Linked DNA regions of Homo sapiens: region 2 is linked to region 1. A link is a contact called in ENCODE Hi-C data. All regions are on one chromosome and are shown on one strand. Each heading gives the region's core, a stretch centred on a gene start or an enhancer-like site at or near the end of the contact. The rest is flanking DNA. Distances are from core to core; before and after follow the strand shown.

Region 1 (2,772 bases), core at 201-2,700:
AACACTTGAGATCTGTGGCGCGTATCTCTTCTTGTACTTCAGGAACTCTATTTCCCTGACTTCTGTATTTTCAGTGACCCACTCCCACATGAGGCCATTGAAGGGCTATAAACACTACATTATTATTTCTTGGTAGTAGTGTGATGATCATGAAATGAGTGTGTCTTTGCCAAAGATGACTCGGTGGATTTTGTACCTTTTACATTGTGCTCAGTTAGTGTGTGTATATGTGTGTATGTGTATGTTAAAAAAAAATGCTGGTTTTGACCCATGAATTGATTTTATCATCCATTAAGTGAGTCCCAACCTGTGGTTTGAAAAACACTAGTTTGCTGGATAGTCTTGCAGAAAAGTAGTAGAAATTATTATTTCTTTCTGTACATCTTTTAGGTAGGTTTACCAGTTCTATATACTGCTTTCTTTAAGATCATTTTTGAAAATTTAGGGGACTGAAAATTTTGGCTATGAATATATATAAACATGCACATATTGGACCAGAAAAAGTTTAAAAAGTGATGAACTAGAGTAGGTGATCTCATCATCTGAATAGGCAACTTCTTTGTGTCTGAAACATTCCTTTATGTACTTTTCTCTTCTGTATAGGTACGCCGTCATGAAATACACAAATCGAAGAATAGAGCATTAGTACACTGGGAACTCCAAGAAAAAGCTTTGAAGAGAAAATGGAGGAAGCAGAAACCAGAAACTTTAAATCTTGAGAAAAGAAGATTGTCTATCATGAAGGAGGTAATGCTAAACTGCATTAGAGTTAGAAAGAAAAAAAGGAGATAAATAGGGTTCTTTGTTTTTCTTCAATTTGATTCACGTTGGAGAGACTCTAGTAATCACTGCATTCTTATTCAATAATCTACATGTGGACTTCAAAAAAAGCAACAGAGTGGTGACTGGAGTCTGGTTTGGTGGTTTGAATTCCTGTTCTACTACTTACCAGCTGTGTGACCCTAAGTAAATTATTTAACTTTTCAGCCTGAATTTTCTCATATTTAAAATTATTATTTGCTTGTATTGCTATGAGATTTCAGTGATATAATACTTACAAAGTGAATAGCACAATCTTTGCTTATTCCTCTTTTTGTATATAAGCTGCTATAATAATTTTTCTCAGTAAAGTGATTAGCACAATCTTTTCTTATTCCTCTTTTTATATATAAGCTGCTATAATTATTTTTCTCAGTTTAACAGCAGTGCTGTTAGGTTACTTTGAAAAAAAAATGATGTTGTATGCTTGTCCAACTGAGTAATAAGCAACTTGTCTTTGGCTTAACCTTTTGCCAGACGTGGGGTGTTCAGATAAGTAATCAGATATGTAGGGATAAACAATATGGGAAATAAGAGGAAACTACAGCAAATAACCTTTTTAAATTTGAGCTGAAGTCATTGTGAAGGAATGTGCTTTGTCTGTAGTGTTGCTCCTTGTTCATATTGAAGCTTATGTACAGCACTTAGCTGTCTGACCTTTCACGGCAGCTTTGAATCATACATTTTCTTTTGAGGAATTTGTTAGGCTTCTTATTGAAATAAAGTCTCAGTCTTAGACATCATCAGGAAGAATAATATCTCCCAAATAAATGTTTACATGAGCTTGAGAAAAGAACAGTGGCTTGATTGAGAGAATGCTTCTTTACAGGTAAGTATCTTTTGGTGATCTTGGACAAGTCGCATACATTTAAATGTTATGGGGTAATTCTCAGTGAAAGGCCTAAAAACACAGATCTCACCACGAAAAAAGGCAGCCTGCTTGGATTGCATCAGACTCTGGGCTTATTTTCCTTTCTCTAGTGGTTCCTGCTCATGTCCTGAATTTCTCATACAAGTTATAGATGTGGTAGAAGTAGGTGTTTAAAGAAGGGTGGTGAGAGACGATGAGTGATGTTTCTTTGCCTTCTTTTTGTAGATCTGCTGCCTCAGGCACTAGTATAGTGGTTCTCAACTCTCACTGCACATTAGAATCAGTCAGGGTCAAGAAGCTCCATTAAAAAAATATATAACAGCTGGGTGTGGCAGCTCATGCCTGTAATCCCAGCATTTTGGGAGGCCAAGGCGGGCAGATCACCTGAGGTCAGGAGTTCAAGACCAGCCTGGCCAACATGGTGAAACCCCATCTCTACAAAAATACAGAAATTAGCTGAGCATGATGGCGGGTGCCTGTAATCCCAGCTACTTGGGAGGCTGAGGTGGGAGAATTGCTTGAACCTGGGAGGCGGAGGTTGCAGTGAGCCGAGATTGGTCCATTGCACTCCAGCCTGTCTCAAAAACAACAACAGCAAAACCAAAAAAAAAAAAAAGCCCTAAAGATTAGCTGGGTACAGTGGCAGGTGCCTGTAGTCCCAGCTACTCAGGAGGCTGAGGCAGGAGAATCGCTTGAATCCGGGTTGCAGTGAGCTGAGATTGTGCCACTGCACTCCAGCCTGGGCAACAGAGTGAGACTCTGTCTCAAAAAAAAAAAAAAAAAAAAAAGCTCTCTTTCTCTCTCTCTCTCTCTATGTATGTATGCATATATATATAACTATATCTGGACTCTATACCCAGAGATTCAGATTTAGTTGACCTAGGATGTGGCCCCATGTAGGTGTTTTTTAGACAGTTCCTATGTAATTTGAATGTGCTGCAGGGGTTGAGCACCTCAGCTCTCATCAGGATTCAGGTATTTTCTCTCTACCAGCATATCTTGGGATAATTTCCTGTCAGTGCTTAGACATCTACCTTTTCTTTTTGATGGCCATTAGCATATAGATGTACCACAATTTATTT
Region 2 (3,044 bases), core at 185-2,684, 450 kb before region 1:
CCTCCCCAGAAACAAGGGGCAAGACCAGTACTAACAGCAGGAAAATGAAATTTCAACCCACAAGGCCCTCTGTGGTCAGGTGCCACCCAGTCCCAAGTAGTCAGTCTCTAAATGCTGAGACCTCTGAGAAGGCAGGAACTTTCTGGAACTATTGTGTTCATTTTAAACTTACAGATTCTGCTGGCTTGCATTTTATTTTATACTAACTTGCCTACTATCCCTTTAAACTGCCTGTTCTCTCCCTCATCTCTCTTTAAACGAAAAATAATATCCTATAAAACAGAGCAGACAGACAGCTGTGCACTACTGCGTAATCCATCTTTCTAAAATCCTCACACTTGACACAGAAGCCAACTCTCATTTTAGATGCTTGGAAATAGAATCAAGAGCAAATTCTAGCATTCTGGGTGGCTAGGTTGAAAGTACACATGGCAGTTCTCAGAAGGGTGATGGGGCCAGCGTCAAGAAATGCTCTGTTCTTACCGATCACACCCTTCATCCAGATCTTGACAATCACACAAACAAGTAGCCACGTGGTTCTTTTCCCCATTCCGATCTATGTACTCGCAGCAGCACAGGGGCTCCAATTCAGGTTCTTCGGTTTTCTTTTTCTTCACAGGCTTCATACTGCCCTTCTGTGTCATGATTTGCACCTGTCACCATGAGGCGTAAGAAGCCCTCAGAAGGTAAAGGTGGAAAGAACACAACTTACATCTCGTAAATAGGTCCACGCCTCTCTCTCTCTGCTTAACCTCCAACGCCTGAGCAATCAAAAATGAGAAGAGAGAGGGGGAGGGGGTCCCGTTTTCATCAGGCTTCTGTGGCTCCGCCTGGCCACACAGGGGGCTCCAGGGTTCTTGGAGGTCTGAGCTGCCTTCACCGCCCCTTCCCAGCCTGGGCAGGCGCCGTCTGGGCACCAGCCGTTCCTATGGCGACAGCCGACCACGCGTCCGGGACAGCCGGGGCGCGGGCGGTTGCGCTCACCTGCGGGTGCAGGCTGGGAGGGCCGAGCGGTCTCCGCTCCAAGCCTGGGCGCTGGTGGGAACTCAGCCTCGGGGCTATAGGGAAAGGCGAAGCATATGCCCGCTAGCAGCGGCTGACACACCAGGCTCCCTGGCAGTGCTCAGGGGTCGCGGTCCAGCCCAACTGGTCGGGCCCCTTGCAGGGTGCGCCTCTCCCGCCCCCGCCAATCCGGAGGACGTGGGCGGGCCTCGCGCACCACCCCGCCAGGAGAATGACCTTGGAAGGGAAGTTACCTGCCCTCTGGCCGGAGGTGCAACTGCAGCCAAAGAGGCGGAGGGGAGATGGGTCGGCTTCCCCGGAGGCACAGACGCGTCTCCCGATCTCTGCTACGCGGAGCCCCGGGCGTGACGGCAGGAGTCTCCGGGACCCGGGCTCCGCTCGGCCGCTCCCTCGCCGCAGCCGCCCACCTGTGACCACAGCCCGCCGCGGCCCGGGCGGCGCGCCCGCCTCCCCGCGCCGTCCCAACCGCCCCTCCGCCCGCCCGGCTCGGTGCGCCAGGTCCACGCGCGCTTCCGGGTGCCCCGCCCCCGGCGCCGGGGTTCCCCGCCTGTCCGCACGTGCGCCGCCCGCCTCCCCGCGGTGCCCGCGGGCGAGGCTCCTCCTCCTGGCCCGCGGCCCTGGCGCCGGGAAGGGGAAAATCGGCTCCCGAGAGCGCGTCCAGGAGGCAGGGGCAGGAGGTGGGTCCCGCACCTCCGGCCTGCCCCGCCACGCCACGCCCCGCCCCGCCCCAGAGGCGGCAGCCGGGCGCCGCCGGTGCCTGCGGGCGGCGCGCCGGTGGGACAGCCTCCGGAGCCCCGGGGTGCGGACGAGGTGCGGAGACGGAAATACGGGAAACCCGGGAACCCGGAGGATTTCCGAACTACGTGAGACCGTGGAGCCGCCAGCCTTCATTCAGACTCCGGCAACAGGCGGTGAGGGAGCTTTCCACCGCAAAATGTTATCCAAGTACCTCCCCCAGTTTCGCTGACCTTCTCTTAAAGGCCCATCACTGCTGCCGGATCTGTTCATTTAGCAACCTGTTCGTTTCATGATTTCTGGCTAGCAGCCTTTACATTGGACCAGCAGGCCTCGCTAGTACTTTTGTTCCAGTCGTCTGTGTATTTGAGATGAAACTGCCCTGAGATGAGAGTCCTTTTTGGGTTTTATTATTGCACAAAATTTCTTTAAAGAGTGTGGGCCCATGTACACGTTTCACTACCGCAGGCTTTCTAGTTTTGTTTTTAAGTAGAAAAAGAAGAAAAACTACAACTCAGAAATTTTCAATTTTATTAATATTCAATTTACGTAACAGGCTCAAATTTTATTAATTGAATTCTGCATCCATACGAATTTAGTCTTAATTTATAAAGCAACTTACTTCGATACTCTTCCTTGAAGTATGTTATAAAATACAACGTTTAAATAAACATCACAAAAATATTGTTTGTCGATCATTTTTGTGACTTTAACAGAGAAATCTTCAAGTTTATAATCCACTCATTCTTGCTTACAGCCAGACACTACATAAATCCTTACCAAAACAAAACAAACCCAGGTAGGTTCACTGTTACCCCTAGGTATGCTTCGTTGGAATTCACCCAGAGAAACCCATTTTCCCTCTAACGGAGTCAATACTTTCATTCTCTACAGGCATCTCAAAAATGACTATAATAATGCCATGTGGCTTTGGGGACTCTGGAGAAAAATGAAACATTTAATTAAAGGCAATAGTTGTTCAAACAGTAAGAATGTATACACAGTTTATATATAGATAGATAGATGGATATGTATTTTTTCCCCAGAGAAAGGGCTCAAGAGACAAAACAGTAAAACACTTCAACTTTCCCTAACTCTTGAAAAAATATCTGATTTTAAGTCAGTTTACAAAGTTCTTATTTTAATGAGCCACTTGTATGGAGACACATATGCATAAAAACTTTTTATGAAAGAGCCAAAGCTTGCATCTGAGTTAAAACTTGATAGTCAGTACACTTGTACTGGGACATACGTGCCCCTGAAGTTTTTATTAAAGAGCTAAAATC

What was found. A loop is a pair of places that touch in the nucleus more often than their neighbours do. Pooled maps may share reads with other maps.
Region 2: a loop to region 1 is called in a map of CD4-positive, alpha-beta T cell, with 2.5 times the contacts of the local background. The contact joins the promoter of ZDHHC23 here to the enhancer-like site in region 1. A Hi-C loop is called at or near these places in 1 of 168 maps with a recorded cell type or tissue (CD4-positive, alpha-beta T cell) and 1 of 50 pooled maps.

Annotation. Positions count from the first base shown.
Region 1 is chr3:113,497,414-113,500,185 of GRCh38, reverse strand. SPICE1 (spindle and centriole associated protein 1) reads left to right here. Exons shown (of 18, transcript NM_144718.4): 4 at 604-747. It overlaps SPICE1-CFAP44 (SPICE1-CFAP44 readthrough (NMD candidate)), which reads left to right. Exons shown (of 52, transcript NR_183050.1): 4 at 604-747. Among named protein-coding and RNA genes, the nearest start is that of SPICE1, 16 kb to the left of the region's middle. Within about 2 kb of position 1,450, at least 3 of the 41 ENCODE cell types and tissues checked have a DNase peak (open chromatin) inside an H3K27ac peak, as active enhancers do.
Region 2 is chr3:113,946,403-113,949,446 of GRCh38, reverse strand. ZDHHC23 (zDHHC palmitoyltransferase 23) reads right to left here and starts at 1,434. Exons shown (of 5, transcript NM_001320466.2): 1 at 1,257-1,434; 2 at 484-761. The coding sequence starts at 644. It overlaps GRAMD1C (GRAM domain containing 1C), which reads right to left. Exons shown (of 18, transcript NM_017577.5): 18 at 2,273-3,044. RefSeq lists silencers at 852-951, 1,302-1,801 and an enhancer at 1,516-2,016.